Regions from separate parts of the Homo sapiens genome. Here regions 2, 3 and 4 are each linked to region 1. A link is a contact called in ENCODE Hi-C or POLR2A ChIA-PET data. All regions are on one chromosome and are shown on one strand. The core of a region is the stretch at or near the end of the contact, and the rest is flanking DNA. Distances in the headings are between cores, read along the strand shown. Region 1 overlaps ATP6V0E1 (ATPase H+ transporting V0 subunit e1). Region 2 overlaps UBTD2 (ubiquitin domain containing 2). Region 3 has its middle 31 kb from the start of LINC01485. Region 4 has its middle 31 kb from the start of UBTD2.

Region 1 (4,252 bases), core at 459-2,958:
GAGCCGAGATCACGCCACTGCACTCCAGCCTGGATGGCAGAGCAAGACCCTGTGTCCGAAAAAAACAAAAATAAAACAAAACAAAAAAAAAGATGGTGTTGAATTTAAGCTGCTAGAAAAAGAAAAGTGTCATTTGTCACCTACACTCGAGATAGCCAGAACGGGGAGCAAGCTACAGGGCAGCCTCCAGTACAAGACCAATGCAAGGAGCCCGCTCCCCAGGAGCCTGGCCCCAGAGCAGAGTTCGCCATGCCTGCGGAACCTCCCCTCCATGCTATAAGAGGGAAGGGAAAAATACAGACTCTTGAAACTGCGGTGAATTCATTAGATTCCAGCACAATCAATCTCAGTCAGCTTCATTCTTCCTGCTTTCTGTAACATAGAGTGTTACTTGTGCTCCTCATTTCAGCAGTGTCCTTGGTTACTGGACCTTTTGCCACAGCCCTGCAAAACCTGGCCAAACTTGCACCAAGTTGATTATCCTGTGTTTCATATTTTGTTGAGCATCTGTGCATTTTAAAGTGTTGGCTTGGTTAACTTTCTCGATGTTAACTTTTTGCCTTCCTGAGGAATGTATGAGGACCAGTTACCAGAATGGTTTTGTTTTGCAGGTCACGAGAAGAGAATGCCTTCTAGATGCAAAATCACCTCCAAACCAGACCACTTTTCTTGACTTGCCTGTTTTGGCCATTAGCTGCCTTAAACGTTAACAGCACATTTGAATGCCTTATTCTACAATGCAGCGTGTTTTCCTTTGCCTTTTTTGCACTTTGGTGAATTACGTGCCTCCATAACCTGAACTGTGCCGACTCCACAAAACGATTATGTACTCTTCTGAGATAGAAGATGCTGTTCTTCTGAGAGATACGTTACTCTCTCCTTGGAATCTGTGGATTTGAAGATGGCTCCTGCCTTCTCACGTGGGAATCAGTGAAGTGTTTAGAAACTGCTGCAAGACAAACAAGACTCCAGTGGGGTGGTCAGTAGGAGAGCACGTTCAGAGGGAAGAGCCATCTCAACAGAATCGCACCAAACTATACTTTCAGGATGAATTTCTTCTTTCTGCCATCTTTTGGAATAAATATTTTCCTCCTTTCTATGGAAATCTGGGCTCGGTGTTTGTAAAGTTCATTTTTATAAGCTTTTCTATCGCTACATAATGCCTTTTTAAAAAATGATTTTGTAGTCTAAACTTAGGTTGAGTATATAAACCCTGCCATGTAGCTTGAGATGCCTGAAAAGACTGGTAAGTGCGTTTCTTAATCGTTCAGTAACTATTTGAGTGCCTACTGCAGCCAAGGCACTGGAGGGATCAAAGATGTGTAAATTTGGAGTCCCTGCAAGTTCACAAGCTATTTGGAGAGATAAGGTTAGTATACATAGAACTGTAATATAAGGTTGTGTTGGAGCATTGTCCTTAAAGATGGTACCATGGTGAGCAGTTCAAGGTTACCTGCCAGCTGCAGAACAAGGCAGCAAATGCTCCTGAGATGGAACCATCACAGCCTCAGACATAGGACTAAAGAAGTCAAGAGTGATTAAAAAGCCAGGGGCAGGAGACAGTAATTTTGTATTTCAGTAGCAGGCATCTCGATACACTAATTTGAGAGCTTTATTACTTTTAAGAAATTAAAAATTAAAATGAACCTAAATTTTCACCAGCTCATGGCTTTTTGACAGCCAGCCAAGAATGGATTTCCTGTTTTGCAGTTTCTACTTTCTATTCCTCCCAAACTGTCTGAACTCATTACTTTGCTATTCTTATGACCAAAGTGAGTTTCAAGTTGAAGTGACTCTCCTGCTCTCGTTTCTTTTCATTCTTTACTTTTGTTTTGCGCAGTCTGTTAGGCAACTCCATGCTTTACGTTTCCAGCAGGAGGGCCACATTAGCTAATTTCATGGAATACATGAAACATTGATGATTTGAAGTTGAAGGGGGCTATGGTGATATAGGCTAACCCCATCATTTTATGGATAAGGAAGCTGAGCCCAGACAGGGAGAATTTCTCGCCCAGCTTAATGCAGTTGGTCAGAGCTAGACAGGGGAGTAAGATCCATGTTTTCTTTCTTTTTTTCTTGAGACAGAGTCTCACTCTGTCGCCCAGGCTGGAGTGCAGTGGTGCGATCTCAGCTCACTGCAACCTCTGCCTCCCGGGTTCAAGCAATTCTCCTGCCTCAGCCTCCTGAGTAGCTGAGATTACAGGCACCTGCCACCGCGCCCGACTAATTTTTGTATTTTTAGTAGAGACAGGGTTTCACCATGTTGGTCAGGCTGGTCTCCTGACCTCGTGATCCGCCCACCTTGGTCTCCGAAAGTGCTGGGATTACAGGTGTGAGCCACCGCGCCCTGCCATCATACTATTGTTGAAATGTGGGAATGACGAAATCAGCTCAGGTTTTATGAGAGGAAACTCGGTAAATTCCCTTTGCTCAGGAAGTCACTTCACCCTTGAGCCCTAGTTGTTTCATTTATTAAATTCTTGAGAAGGTTCAGTGCCATTAATACCTAAACCCAGGCACATGTTCTCTCGTCACCTCACCCTTAATAGCAGAACTGTTTGTTAACAACATGATTAGGCATCGGAGATGGATGTTGGTGAATCATATTTTCCTGACCGTTGCCACACTCCATCCAGTGTTTGTCAGGGCCCAGACTGGAAGGACCTCCATTTAGCCCGTTCAGAGGATACCGAAAATGTTCCTGCGCTCCAGAGCCCTTCCAGGCGAACGTCATGTGGCCTCCTGGGACAATCACTAGATTAGCAGAGGTCCTAGGTTTGCCATCTTACTCCCATCACTCGCTAGCTGTGTAACGGGGCAAATCATTTAATTTCTGACTCTCAGTGTTTTCATCTGTAAAATAGGGATAATGCATACCTTTTCTACTATACGAAGTTGTTACCAAATGAGATTTTGGCGGGGAAGGTGATTTGTGAATTATAATAATACATCAAGAGTATTTTCCAAATAAATGACCAAATCCCCAGGGTACACTGACAGTACTTTTCTATTCAGATAGGACCCAGAGGGACAGCCAAGTGATTTTTTTTTTCTACGTAGGGTTACACTTTGGGTTCTTTGTGTTTTGTTTTGTTTGAGACAGAGTTTCGCTCTTGTTGCCCAGGCTGGAGTGCAATGGCACGATCTCAGCTCACTGCAGCCTCCACCTCCCAGGTTCAAGCAGTTCTGCCTCAGCCTCCCAAGTAGCTGGGATTACAGTAGGCTGCCTCCACGCCTGGCTAATTTTTTGTATTTTTGGTAGAGACGGGGTTTCACCATGTTGGTCAGGGTGGTCTTGAACTCCTGACCTCAGGTGATCCGCCCACCCTCGACCTCCCAAAGTGCTGGGATTACAGGCGTGAGCCACTGTGCCTGGCCTATGGTTACACTTTTGATTAGTCATTTGTACTTGGAGGTAGAGGTTTACAGAAAAATAAAAGGCACCCTTATTAGGCCCCCAGGCCTGAGTTCAGAGCCAGAGCCTAAGTGGCTGGACCACACCCTTCCTGCCCTTCCAGGTTCTACCAACTCTTATACCAGGATAGAAGTATTTCTGGCATGATTTTGAAGATGAAGTGTGAGGATTGATTGGTTTCTTTTAGCACTGTTTTTGTTGTTTTCTTTAAACATATAATGATGTCTAGACGTGTGTCACTACCCCAACTTAATAATATTTTATCTTTCCTTTGATGTTGCTTCAAAAGTAGCACCTTCTTGTTTAGCCTTTTTTTTTTTTTTTAAGCAACGGTAGGTGTTTGGTCATGCTGAAGTAAATTTAGAATTTGAGAAATGATTTAAAATTGTTGCCAAGAATCATGAAAAATTTGGCAAGAGTCAATTGCTCCTTTATTAACATAAATTATGTTTAAAAATATATGTCTACACATTTTAGAACAGTTTCATACTCCATCCTCTATGCAAAAATTCTTTTTGGTTTGGGAGAATATATGTGTTTAAAATGGAGAGGGAGGCCAGGCGCGATGGCTCACACCTATAATCCCAGCACTTTGGGAGGCCAAGGCAGGCAGATCACCTGAGGTTGGGAGTTCAAGACCAGCCTGGCCAACATGGTGAAACCCCATCTCTACTAAAAATACAAAAATTGGCCGGGCACGGTGGCTCATGCCTGTAATCCCAGCACTTTGGGAGGCCAAGGAGGGCAGATCATCTGAGGTCAGGAGTTTGAGACCAGCCTGAGCAACATGGAGAAACCCCGTCTCTACTAAAAATACAAAATTAGCCGGGCGTGGTG
Region 2 (4,252 bases), core at 826-3,325, 800 kb before region 1:
GAAAGATGTACAAGAAAAAAAGAGGAATGCTATTCCTTGCTACATTAAAAAAAAAAGTTAGAATAATTCATAGCAAGGAAAAACACTCTCCCATTTGGTTTCTTGCTATCAGAAACAAAGTTGATTATGTTTCCTCTGTCCTTGAGGAACACCAAACCTACCATGTGGTAATGTTATGTTTGCACCATCAATGATTGCTTGTGCCAGTTCATGATCATTGCTCTCAAAAGCATGTGCAGCAGCCTTCAAGGCATCCCAAATCTCTTTCCGGCCTTCAAAAGCTGGTGCTGTATCCCAAAATTCATCCCTCTTGCTGCGTAGTTGTCCATCTGTCATAGGATAATCGCTTTTCCATTTTGGTTTCTCCTTTTTCAAAGGCTGGTTACGACCTAGAGCAACTGAAAAGAAAAATAAAAGACTGAGATCAAACCCAAAATTTATAAAATATGTATCAAAAGTTATCTGGTCATTCCTCTCTTGGATTATTTCATCAAAATCACAGCCAGAAATTTACCTGCTAGCTAATTTGTGCATCCTGAAATTCCTCTAACACATTTTGGAACTACAAAAGTGAATAGAGACATTAGACTGCTCTATGCAAAACAAATTGGTAGCTCTTTTCCACTCAGTACACCCTCCACAGGATCATTAAAAAGAATTACAGGCTGAGTGCAGTAGCTCAACACCTGTAATCCCAGCACTTTGGGAGGCTGAGGTGGAAGGAAGGCTTGAATCCAGGAGTTCGAGACTAGCCTGGGCAACATGGTGAGACCCCCATCTCTACAAAATACACAAAAATTAGCCTGGCATGTTGGCATGTGCCTGTGGTCCCAGCTACTTGGGAGGCTGAGGTGGGAGGATCACTTGAGCCTGGGAGGTTGTGTTTGCAGTGAGCCATGATCATGCCACTGCACTTCAGCCTGGGCGAGAGTGAAACCTCATCTCAAACAAAACAAAACAAAACTAAAGAACCCCAGAGAATTATAGTTGTAATGAATGTACCACTCTGGTGGAGGATGCTGATAATCAGGGAAAGGAGGCTATGTATGTGTAGGCACTGGGAGTACATAGGAAATCTCTGTACCTTCCTCTCAATTCTGTTATGAATCTAAAACTGCTCTAAAAAAATTTTTTTTTAATACAATGAAAGTTTTGTTTTGTTCATTTTAAAAGAACTGCCTAGAAGGTAAGTGTTTCATCAGACTGTAAGAGCAGGATATGAGAGTCAAGAGACACCACGAAAGAGAGGCAAGATACTTGGGGAAGCAAACGGCAATAGTAGCTTGGACACATGAAACCAGGAAGTAGGAACTGAGAAAATCCAAAGAGGTAAAAGATTGCTTTTCAGTGCCCAGAGAAAGAAGAGCCAAACCACCAGAATCATGAACAAACTGATTAGAGGAATGCTTCCTCTAGCATTCTACTCTCTGGACTTTAGTCAAGGAACTGTAAATACCTTTCTCTGGAACTCAAACAGGAACTAATTTACAAAGGGTAGAATCAGTACTTTAGTTTTTTTGAGGAACTGGGAGTAAAAGAGATAATCTTTGATGCTAGGCCAAGGGATTAGCTCCGAACCACAAGGAGCAGAAGAACTATGATACCCTACCCTAGTTTCAACCCAAGAGAAGAAGAAAACAGAGGGCAAGTGGCAGCATCTCCCCTTAGACAATGTTATGTAGTAGTAGCGCTGGAATAAGCCTGATGCAGCATCCTTGCACCCAGATAACCATCTGGTGTATTATCTGTGATCTATTTCCATGGGTCATACTGACCTACAGAGCCATTCTTATTTATGGCTCTGTAAGATTATACAGTGCTATAGATAGGGAATAGTTTGATAGATGGGATAGAAGATAGAAAGAAAATTGAAGCTGGATGAAAAGATAAGAAGAGTGTTGGAAAAGAGTGGGTGGGAAATAAATGACACAGCGAGTGGGAAGGAGAGAGGGTGTGTGTCAAAATTCAATGTTCTATATTTAATTGCAGAAAGAATACCAATTTTAAAGAAATCACTCTCAAACTGGTTCTAAAGCATCCATGAAATTGACTACTCCCTCATTGGCCCAGGGCCAGATGAAATTTGGACTATGCAAAACAGAAAATAAAATGACTCCAGACCCTGGGCTATCTCTACTCTCCAGGCTATATTCTCAATAAAGACTGCCAGGTCAGGTCTCTTCTGTCCTCTCCCCTCAGGGTGGCACACCAAAAGACTAGCTGTTTTCCACTTAAAACACTCAGCATTAACTCAAATACTTTTTGCCCTCTAACTTGTCCTAGTGAAATGCAAAACAGGTGAGTTCTGAAAGGGTGAGGAAGCAGAATAGGAAACCCATCCATTTAGTAGCAGAGCTGGAAACAGAATCCAAGTCTCTTTATTTAATCAACAAATATGTACTGAGTGTCTACTGGGAGTAACACTACAGATGTGCCTATTACATTTAATTCAAATGCGAGAAACACAGTCTATACTAATGATTTTTCCCTACCTCTTCCAAATAATACAGACAATGCAGCTAGAGCATAATTCTCTAGAAGATGTTCAGAATCTGGTCTGATAACCACAACCCACTGATTGCACCAACACGATGGAATGCAAGGTTGATTTTATTTTCTGCTACATTATCATTTAGATGAGTTAGAGACAGTTTACAGACAACACTCAGCTTACTGACCAGGAAGTGGAAGATGGCACAGTAAGCAGGTAGACTCAGTAAGATATTTATCTGAATAAAGTTTTGGGTCTGAGTATTTCTACAGAATTATCTGGCCTCATATGTATTAAATGCATGAGAGATAACTCAGTATAATTTTTCCTGTCATTCTGAGAGAATTACAAAGCATGGACAAAAACAACAAAACCTCTACAGAAGAATCTCAGGACCTAAAACTAAAGCAAATGAAAGGAAGAGGACTTTGAAAAGAGGAAGCCAACAGAAAAACAATCATAATAAGGGTACAAAGTACCTTGGAAAAATTGTAAAACACCTTCCTTACAAATGTGAGGTAGGTTCATTTCACCTCTCTCCGTTTGTACTAAGCATAGATGAACAAAGTCCCACAAAAAGAACAGATGATGCGTTTATGTTGCTTAAGGAAAATCATTCCAAATGCATTTTCTTTAATTTTTAAATTTTATTCATATACTTGAGACAGAGTCTTGCTCTGTCGCCAAGGCTGGAGTGCACTGGTGCAACCCGACTCACTGCAACCTCCGCCTCCTGGGTTCAAGCGATTCTCCTGCCTCAGCCTCTCGAGTAGCTGGGACTACAGGCCCGCGCCACCATGCCCAGCTAATTTTTGTATTTTTAGTAGAGACGGGGTTTCACCATATTGGCCAGGATAGTTTCAATTTCTTGACTTCATGATCCGCCCGCCTCAGCCTCCCAAAGTGCTGGAATTACAGGCATGAGCCACTGCGACAGGCCCCCAATGCATTTTCAAATCTACATGCTGTCAAAAGTTTCACGGTAATTTGTGACATGAAGGAAGATTACTTTTATTTGCCTATTTCTGCCTGTATTATAAACATAATATAGAATATCTGTCTATAGAATGTCCACTGTTAAAAAATGATTAAATCTTTGTAACATAATTACTTTAGTGAAACCACAGAGCAGTGCAGAATTTTCACTACAAAATCTGAGGCTTGAAGCTTCATGTTAAACTAAATGACTAACCTTTGTTAAATAAATAACTGGGAAAAAAATTAGCATTTAGCAAAAGCATTTGAACTATCCTCTCGTGAAAACATGAAAATATTTAGGTTTGTTAAGAGGACTTAAGTTCATATTCATAAACCACTCATAATAATGCATGATATACAATAAAACTGCAAATAAATGTTTGCTAAATAAGTAAAAATGAACTTAGAGGTACTATATGAAATAACATCTTTAAGTCCTTTGGCAAAAATATACAGGCTGTCTTTCTTCTTTTCATAACTTCCCAATCCCTTCCTTAAATGTTAAAGAAATGTCCCTGATTGTCATGCACTTCCTGTGCCTTATCAGAGTACACTTGCTAGGCATTTGTTCACCAAATCTTATCCTTTGAGTTCAGGTGGTGCCACAAACCTGTATTTCTGAAAATGCAGTAGTTGGACATAGATTATCAGCCTGGCAGCTAAGTACCTCATGTTTGTACCAAGCCAAACATTTTTGTAAGATGTAGAATATATACATACTCAACTAGATTTCATTTTATGCTCTTAAACTTTCAGTTTTATCTGCTTCACACATCTTCTGAC
Region 3 (4,252 bases), core at 446-2,945, 790 kb after region 1:
AATAGGACTTAAGAGGAAGCCTATTGTGGGGGCTTTGGGAAAGCTTTGCTTACGTGGTGTCTTAGTTCATTTTCTCTTGCTATAACAGAATACCACATACTGAGTAAATTATAAAGAAAAGAAATGTATGTAGCTCACAGTTCTGGAGGATGGGAAGTCCAAGAGCATGGCATGGGCCCTGGGGAGGGCCTTGTTCTGAGTCAAAATGTGGCAGGAGGCATCACATGGAGAGAGGGCAAGAGACTGCGTGTATGTTCAGGTCTCTCTTCCTCTTCTTATAAAGCCACCAGTCCCATCATGGGGGCCCCACCCTAATGACCTTATCTAGTCCTAGTTTCCTCCCAAAAGCCCCGTCTCTAATCAACATATGAATTTAGGGATTAAGTTTCCAGCACATGAAATTTGGAAGACACATTCAAACTATAGCACCCAGCAAAAATAAAAGAAAGAAAGAAAACCTGTCTATAACAACACTTTCCCCACAGCTTCATCCTGCCTTGAACACAGATGTGATGTCTGGTTCTATGAGGGCATCTTGTGATTCTGAGAGACAAGCATGAGGGGAGAGGCCAAGGGAATCAGAGTTACTGGCCCCGGCATTAACAAGCTGCTGAACCAAGGCTATCGTCTGTTCATTCTGGACTTTTTGTTATAAATAAGAATAAACTACTGGGCCTTGTTTTTAGTTACTTGCATCCAAAGGCATTTCTAACAGATATAATGTTTATCTATCTCCAAGGAGCAGAGAAGTCCCAGTGGACTTCCAGGTTGCATGTATATTCTGACCTACAAAACTGTCATATAGAATCACTTCCAGTTTCCCAAAGTGTCACAACATCCATACCCCTAAAAAGTGGGTCCAGGAAAATCATTCCACTTTGCACCATTAGAACTCAGCTGACAAATAAAGTGAGGCCAAGTTATTATCTAAAGCAATAAAATAAAATTTCTGCTTCCAGAGCAATCAATGAGGAAGAAATGGTTACATGAGAAAGGGGAGGGGTTGAGTCATAACCAATACTATCCCGAAAAATCCAAGCACATGTGTTTCCCACTAAGAAATTACCACTATGACTGCCAAATTTCCAATTATTCAATTGACCCCAATTCATCTTAATCCGGACTGTTCTTGGTTTGTTTTGCCTTCCCAAGACCCAAATTAACTATTCTATAAGCTTCTTATGAGTAACGACCAAGTCCTAGTTATCTTTGCAGCTCCAGTGCCTAATATGGGACCTGGCACAGATTAGGAGCTCAATCCAGAATAAATGAATGAACGAATGAGAGATTAGGACAGAATATTTCCAAGCCAAAGACTTCAAGCCATCAGTTGGGCTGAAGTAGAAAAAGAAGCTGCATAGCCAAACAGTTGCAACCATGGGTGCTCCAGTAAAGATAACTCAATTCAAATCCTGTGTCTGCACTGTCATACACCAGCTGTGGGGTCTGTTCGAACCACTGGCCTCCACACCTCAGTTTCCCTTCTGTAACATGGGGCAAGTTATGGCACCCTCATCAGACTGGCTATGAGGGTCATAGTCATTTAGTAAGTGTTCACAGAAAGCACTCAGTGAAAGGCAGGTGGTGGTGGTGTTATTATCACAGTATTTCTATTCTGTGTAGACAGCATCAGGATCACAGGGAGGGCTCGTCAAACACAGAGCTCTGGGCCCCACCCCCAGAGTTTCTGATTCAGTAGGTCTAGGGTGGGGCCTGAGAATTTGCATTTCTAACAGGAACCAGGTGATGCTGCTGTTACTATTCTGGGAACTGCACTTTGAAAACCACTGGCCTAACTTATTGCTGTGAGGTCACAGGCAGGCTGTGCTCGACAGAAGGCAGAAAAGGAGAGTAAAGAGAAGGAAGAAAGGTAACACACACACACACACACACACACACACACACACACACACAAACTCAGAATTTCCAGCACAGAGCTTCCCGGCCTGTGCTACCATGGCTAGATACATGTGCGCCCAGAAATGGATCCCTCATCCCTCAGCAGACGCCTGAAGGTAGTTGTACATGCTGTGCACAAAACGAGGGCATCCAGCTTCAGCTTCAAGAGTAGTGGGACTGAAATCCCCAGACAGGATGCCTTTTCCTAATATGCATAAAGCCTCTGAATGTCCAGCCCTTAAGGGGGGTTTCTTTTGGAACAGTGAAGAAAGTGGGGCGATGGGAACTTGGGGCATCTGGCCTGTTGCCTCTGGCCCCTAACAGGCTCGACTATTTACCCTGGGACACCATACAAGTATGGTCATTTCCTAGATGTACTCTGACCTAAAAAATTTGGTGAATTGCACAGTCCAGTACTGCAGCCACTAGGAACATGCAGCTACTCCAATTTGAGATGGCCCATAAGTTTAAGATATATGCCAGATTGCTAAAATTTAGAACAAAAACAAGAAACTCACTCCTAATTTGTTTTCTGTTGATTACATGTTGAAATGTCAATATTTTACATATATTTAATATGCTACTAAAGGGATTTTACCAGTTTCTTTTTACTTTTTTTTTTTTTTTTGAGATGGAGTCTTGCTCTGTTGCTCAGGCTGGAGTGCAATAGTGTGATCTCGGCTCACTGCAACCTCCGCCTCCCGGGTTCAAGCAATCCTCTTGCCTCATCCTCCTGAGTAGCTGAGATTACAGGCGCGTGCCACCATGCCCAGATAATTTTTGTATTTTTAGTAGAGATGAGGTTTCACCATGTTGGTCAGGCTGGTCTCGAACTCCTGACCTCGTGATCCGCCTGCCGCAGCCTCCCAAAGTGCTAGGATTACAGGTGCGCCTGGCCTCTTTTTACTTTTTTAATGTAGCTGCTAGAAAATGTAAAATTACATACGTGACTTGCATTATATGTATGGACGATGCCACCCTAGGAAGCTGACATTTTCCAGAAATCATCAGTGGCCTGATCTGTCAGCAGGTGTGTGTGTGTGGGTGTGTATGTGTGTGGGGGTGTGGGTGAGCCATTGAGGGGAGGCAGCACAGACCCAACAGTAGACATGCTACTTGGACTTGACACTGTAGAAGACAGAGAATGAGTCAGGCATTATGAGAAGCAGATTGGCCCGATTACATTGTTTAAATAACACCTCAAAGCAGAGTTGGGGAGGGACTAGACGTTCTCACGAAAAACAAAGCCACAAGAAGCTTTGTGGTGGAACAGAAAGAGGACAGTCACTAGGCTCAGGCTAGCCTAGTGGCTAAGAGTGTGGGCTCTGGAGTTTGAATCTTAGCCTTCCCACTAACTAGCTGTGTGAGCTCCAGTAAGTTACATAACAACTCTGTTTGTCTGTACAGTAAGGATCTATATCATTGGGTTGCTAAGAGGTATCTTAGTTTGGGCTGCAATAACTATACGGTTGATGCAAAAGTAATTACAGTTCTTGTGATTGAAACTAATGGCAAGCAGGGTGCAGTGGCTCACGCCTGTAATCCCAGCACTCTGGGAGGCCGAGGTGGGCGGATCATGAGGTCAGGAGATCGAGACCATCCTGGCTAACACGGTGAAACCCCGTCTCTACTAAAAATACGAAAAATTAGCCAGGCGTGGTGGCAGGTGCCTGTGGTCCCAGCTACTCGGGAGGCTGAGGCAGGAGAATGGCATGAACCCAGGAGGCGGAGCTTGCAGTGAGCCGAGATCATGCCACTGCACTCCAGCCTGGGTGACAGAGCGAGACTCCATCTCACAAAAAAAAAAAAAAAAGAAAAACAAAACAAACCAAACACACAAACAAACAAAAAAAACAACTAATGGCAAAAACTGCAATTACTTTTGTACCAACCTAATAGGTACCATAAACCAGAGAACTTTATTTCTCACAGTTCTGGAGGTTGGGAGCCTGAGGTCAGGGTGCCAGCATGGTTTGGCTCCAGGGCCCTGCTGCAGGCTGCAGATTGTTATTGTGTCATTGCAGGGTGGAAAGAGGAAAGAGAGCTCTCTGGAGTCCCTCTTATAAGGGCACTAATCTCTTCCATGAGGGATCCACTCTCATGACTCAGTTGTCTCCCAAAGGACCCATCTCCAAATATCACCACATTGGAGGTTAGGATTTTAACATACAAATCTGGGGAGACAGAAATATTCAGTCCATTGCGTGAGGCATAAATGTAGTTACATACGTTAAATGTTTGAAACAGCATCTGAATGGCCCATCTTGGTCGCACGCTCCTCTCTGATTTTGCCAGGAGGATATGGTCTTAGGATTGGATCAGCCTGGGTCTTGCACCCAGCCTCTGTGGACAG
Region 4 (4,252 bases), core at 1,155-3,654, 720 kb before region 1:
CCACCGCGCCTGGCCCCAGCTATAGTTTAGACGGTTGCTGGTTAAGCAAATAATTCGAGCAGATGGAATTGGATCTTCCTAAGGAATGTTCCTATTATCTTGTGACTTTTCTTTCTCTAGTCTACAAATAAGAAGATAAACTTTTCTCTGGATAACTGGAAAGAATCCTAGAAATCAGAGTATTGTGCCCTTTGAAAAATATTGAAGAAACTCTACAAAGTCTTGCTCTTCAACACAGTTTTTTGGACTCCATACAGAACACTCTGCATTATGACCAGACAATGGACTTATTGCCACGGTGGAATAAAGGTTAGATTTTAATCTGTGTAGTTTGTGCCTGCCCAGTATTCGTTCATTCTTCCTCCAGTAGTGAAGGCCAGAATTCCCTCTGAAGAGCCAGTTCCTCCCATCTATGACTCTTAGTCCATCTGATTCTGGTGGAGCCCACTTCTTCCCCACTCCAGCGTGGTCCCAAGTCTCAGACTCAAGCCAATCAGTGCATCCCAAACCCAGGATTGCTCTAGGATGGTCATGTGATTCAACTAAGCTAAGAAGAGGCAGATCCAGGACTTTAAAAAACAAACAATAAACTCCTGAAACAACTCCCCAAATAACCAATAAATTGTTAATTTGTTTTTTTTTTTTTTTTTTTGAGACGGAGTCTCACTCTGTTGCCTAGACTGGAGTGCAGTGGCACGATCTTGGCTCACTCCAACCTCTGTTTCTCGGGTCCAAGCAATTCTCCTGCCTCAGCCTCCCGAGTAGCTGGGATTACAGGCACCTGCCACCACACCCAGCTAATTTTTGTATTTTTAGTAGAGACAGGGTTTCACCATGTTGGCCAGGCTGGCCTTAAACTCCTGACCTTAAGTGATCCACCTGCCTTGGCCTCCAAAGTGCTGGGATTACAGGTATGAGCCACCATGCCCTGCCAACCAATTGTTTAGAAGAGCCTTTTCTTCTGCCCATGAATTTTGGAGGAAGTAAACTTGCAGCTGCTTGGAGTCCCTAAAAGGGAAAAAATTGGGGCTGCTCTCCAGTTGGCGAGAGCCTACCCAAGCGGGACACTAACATAGAGGAAAATACAGCTGAGAAAGAGGAAGAATCCAACCCCTGAGAAATAATCTGAGCCAAATTCAGCAATGCTTGAATCTACCCCGTGGAATTTTCAGTTTCGTAAGTCAGTAGTTTTAAATTTTATTTCCTGTAAGTCTCAGTTGAGTTTCTCTCACTTGAGGGTAGGAAAGGTTTTATTTGTCTTTGTCTCCCAAGTACTCAGTGTTAACTCATAAAGAAGCATCCTTGTGTGCCATATTAAAAGACTTAGGGCTGGGCGAGGTGGCTCACTCCTGTAATCCCAGCACTGGAGGCTGAGGCAGGCGAATCACTTGAGGTCAGGAGTTTGAGACCAGGCTGTCCAACATGGTGAAACCTTGTCTCTATTAAACATACAAAAATTAGCTGGGTGTGGTGTCAGGTGCCTGTAATCCCTTTTACTCGGAAGGCTTAGACGAGAGAATCGCTTGAACCCCGGGAGGCAGAGGTTGCGGTGAACCAAGATCGCGCTACTGCACTCCAGCCTGGGGGACAGAGTGAGATGCCATCTCAAAAAAAAAAAAAAAAAAAAAAGGCTTAGGCTTGATCCCCGGCAAGTGAGGAGTAACTGAGGAGCTGTAAGCAGCAAAGCTATATGAAGCGTTTCATGCATTGGAGCTATGGGTGGGTAGACCTTTCAAAAGCAAGCAGTGGCGTGAACCTGGGAAGCGGAGCTTGCAGTGAGCTGAGATCGCGTCACTGCACTCCAGCCTGGGCGACAGAGCGAGACTCCGTCTCAGAAAAAAAAAAAAAAAAAGCCAAGCAGTGGCAGACATGAAATCTTTACCTCATAGCCCCACCCAGCTGAAATTACACACCCTCTGACAACAGGAGGCCAGGGACCAAACTGAGTTGTACACTCCCTGTATAGGTATGTAAGAGATAGGGCTTCTGTTCTCCCCATTCCTCCCTCTCACCATACCTGGACTGCTTTTGGAAGGAAACTTCTAGGGGTCCATGAGGCAGGCCTGCACACATTCCAAGCAGGCAGTAAAGCGCATTTCATTCTGCATGGTGTCATCAGGCATTCGTTAAAGGAATATATGACCTGTGGGTGATTAAAATCTAATGAAAACAGGCATTCTCAGAATGACTTCCAGAATCCAGGCAAGAGAGCACTGTTAAATGTCTGGAAATTATTGTACAGTTAAAGCACCCACACTCCCTTCTCTCCCAGACAACCCTGGGTCAGAATTGATCTTCCCTGTCTTTGTTCTTCTACTGTGCTCATAATCTCTCAAGTGCAACACGGATCGTGATATTGTCAGAGGTGTGTGAACCAGAACAACTCTGTCTTGAATAGGAGCTGAGTAAAGTGAGGCTAAGACCTGCTGGGCTTCATTCCCAGACTGTTAAGGCATCCTGAGTCACAGGATGAGATAGGAGGTCAGCACAAACACAGATCATAAAGACCTTGCTGATAAAACAGGTTGCAGTGAAGAAGCCGGCAAAAACCCACCAAAACCAAGAAGGCCACGAGAGTGATCTCTGGTCATCCTCACTACTACACTCCCATCAGCATCATGACAGTATACAAATGCCATGGCAATGTCAGGGAGTTACCCTATATGGTCTAAAAATGGGAGGCATGAATAATCCACTCCTTGTTTAGCATATCATCAGGGAATAGCCATAAAAATGGGCAAACAGCAGCCCTCAGGGCTGCTCTGTCTATAGAGTAGCCATTCGTTCATTCCTTTACTTTCCTAATAAACTTGCTTTCACTCTACTCTGTGGACTTTCCCTGAATTCTTTCTTGCGTGAGATCCGAGAACCCTCTCTTGGGGACCGAGACCCCTCTCTTGGGGACCGAGACCCCTTTCCGGTAACAGCATGACTGTAAAGTGGAGTTGCTTTGTCTATATTCCCTTCTAGAGGTGAACCTTGAGGTCAGGGACAGTCTTACTCATCTTTATGGTCCCCTGCACACCCCCACAATGCCCTTAATACCCAGTTGTTCAATGGACTTGGTGAAATTTGTAATCTCTAAATAGGCCTTGTGAAACCAAACTACATATGGCCTGAGAAGGATTCTGTACGTCTTTATTTGAGTCTTTGTGGACAAACTGCAACCTAACTTAGTAAGTAGACAAGATTGAAAACCTAACTTAGGAGTATGCGCCTGTAACAATAGCTGAGTCCTGGCCAATCCCAGTGGCCATCCTTCAACCACTCATACACTGCTGAGTGTTCAAACTGTGTTCAAATAAGGCAAACGCCAACCTGTAACCAATCCGGCTGTTTCTGTACCTCACTTCTGATTTCTGTATGTCGCTTCCCTTTTTTTGTCTATAAATTTGTTCTGACCATGAGGCATCCCTGGAGTCTCTCTGAATCTACTGTGATTCTGGGGCTGCCTGATTGGTGAATTGTTTTTTGCTCAATTAAACTCTCTTAAATTTAATTCAGCTCAAGTTTTTCCTTTAACAGCCTGACTTTATTTTGTTATATATATATATTTTGAGGTGGAGTTTTGCTTTAGTTGCCCAGGCTGGAGTGCAATGGCGCCATCTCGGCTCACCGCAACCTCCGCCTCCCGAGTTCACGCGATTCTCCAGCCTCAGCCTCCTGAGCAGCTGGGATTACAGGCATACGCCACCATGCCTGGCTGATTTAGTATTTTTAGTAGAGATGGGGTTTCTCCATGTTGGTCAGGCTGGTCTCAAACTCCCAACCTCAGGTGATCTGCCCACCTCGGCCTCCCAAAGAGTTGGGATTATAGGCACAAGCCACGGTGCCCGGCAACAGCCTGGTTAAAAAAAAAAAAAATTGGGCCGGGCATGGTGGCTCACGCCTGTAATCCCAGCACTTTGGGAGGCTGAGGCGGGAGGACCACGAGGTCAGGAGATGGAGACCATCCTGGATAACACGGTGAAACCCCGTCTCTACTAAAAATACAAAAAAAATAGCCGGGCGTGGTGGCAGGCGCCTGTAGTCCCAGCTACTAGGGAGGCTGAGGGAGGAGAATGGCGTGAACCCGGGAGGCGGAGTTTGCAGTAAGCCGAGATCGCGCCACTGCACTCTAGCCTGGGTGACAGAGTGAGACTCCGTCTCAAAAAAAAAAAAAAAAAAAAAAAAAATTGAAAATAAACATGCTCCCTGAATCCATATGTTTATTAAGACTCTTTTGTGGCCAGTGACAGAAACTTAACCCAGT

The links. Hi-C counts contacts between places; a loop is a spot of excess contacts on that map. ChIA-PET counts read pairs that join two places held with the same protein, here RNA polymerase II (POLR2A). Pooled maps may share reads with other maps.
Region 2: a loop to region 1 is called in a pooled map, with 4 times the contacts of the local background. The contact joins two enhancer-like sites. A Hi-C loop is called at or near these places in 2 of 50 pooled maps. POLR2A ChIA-PET finds 5 or more read pairs at or near these places in 2 of 52 experiments (GM10248 and activated CD8-positive, alpha-beta memory T cell).
Region 3: a loop to region 1 is called in a map with no recorded cell type, with 17 times the contacts of the local background. The contact joins two enhancer-like sites. A Hi-C loop is called at or near these places in 4 of 37 single-sample maps with no recorded cell type and 3 of 50 pooled maps. POLR2A ChIA-PET finds 5 or more read pairs at or near these places in 2 of 52 experiments (H1 and PC-9).
Region 4: a loop to region 1 is called in a pooled map, with 4 times the contacts of the local background. The contact joins two enhancer-like sites. A Hi-C loop is called at or near these places in 2 of 50 pooled maps. POLR2A ChIA-PET finds 5 or more read pairs at or near these places in 2 of 52 experiments (GM12878 and activated T-cell).

What each region holds. Positions count from the first base shown.
Region 1 is chr5:173,033,788-173,038,039 of GRCh38, forward strand. ATP6V0E1 (ATPase H+ transporting V0 subunit e1) reads left to right here. Exons shown (of 4, transcript NM_003945.4): 4 at 612-1,658. Among named protein-coding and RNA genes, the nearest start is that of SNORA74B, 15 kb to the left of the region's middle. RefSeq lists a silencer at 3,220-3,289. Within about 2 kb of position 1,709, at least 11 of the 41 ENCODE cell types and tissues checked have a DNase peak (open chromatin) inside an H3K27ac peak, as active enhancers do; they include GM12878, where a contact is called at or near this core.
Region 2 is chr5:172,233,961-172,238,212 of GRCh38, forward strand. It overlaps UBTD2 (ubiquitin domain containing 2), which reads right to left. Exons shown (of 3, transcript NM_152277.3): 2 at 162-398. Among named protein-coding and RNA genes, the nearest start is that of EFCAB9, 42 kb to the left of the region's middle. RefSeq lists an enhancer at 1,168-1,217. Within about 2 kb of position 2,076, at least 5 of the 41 ENCODE cell types and tissues checked have a DNase peak (open chromatin) inside an H3K27ac peak, as active enhancers do.
Region 3 is chr5:173,819,561-173,823,812 of GRCh38, forward strand. No RefSeq gene overlaps it. Among named protein-coding and RNA genes, the nearest start is that of LINC01485, 31 kb to the left of the region's middle. RefSeq lists a cis regulatory region at 2,862-3,264. Within about 2 kb of position 1,696, at least 6 of the 41 ENCODE cell types and tissues checked have a DNase peak (open chromatin) inside an H3K27ac peak, as active enhancers do.
Region 4 is chr5:172,313,012-172,317,263 of GRCh38, forward strand. No RefSeq gene overlaps it. Among named protein-coding and RNA genes, the nearest start is that of UBTD2, 31 kb to the left of the region's middle. RefSeq lists enhancers at 2,709-2,798, 2,829-2,918. Within about 2 kb of position 2,405, at least 4 of the 41 ENCODE cell types and tissues checked have a DNase peak (open chromatin) inside an H3K27ac peak, as active enhancers do; they include GM12878, where a contact is called at or near this core.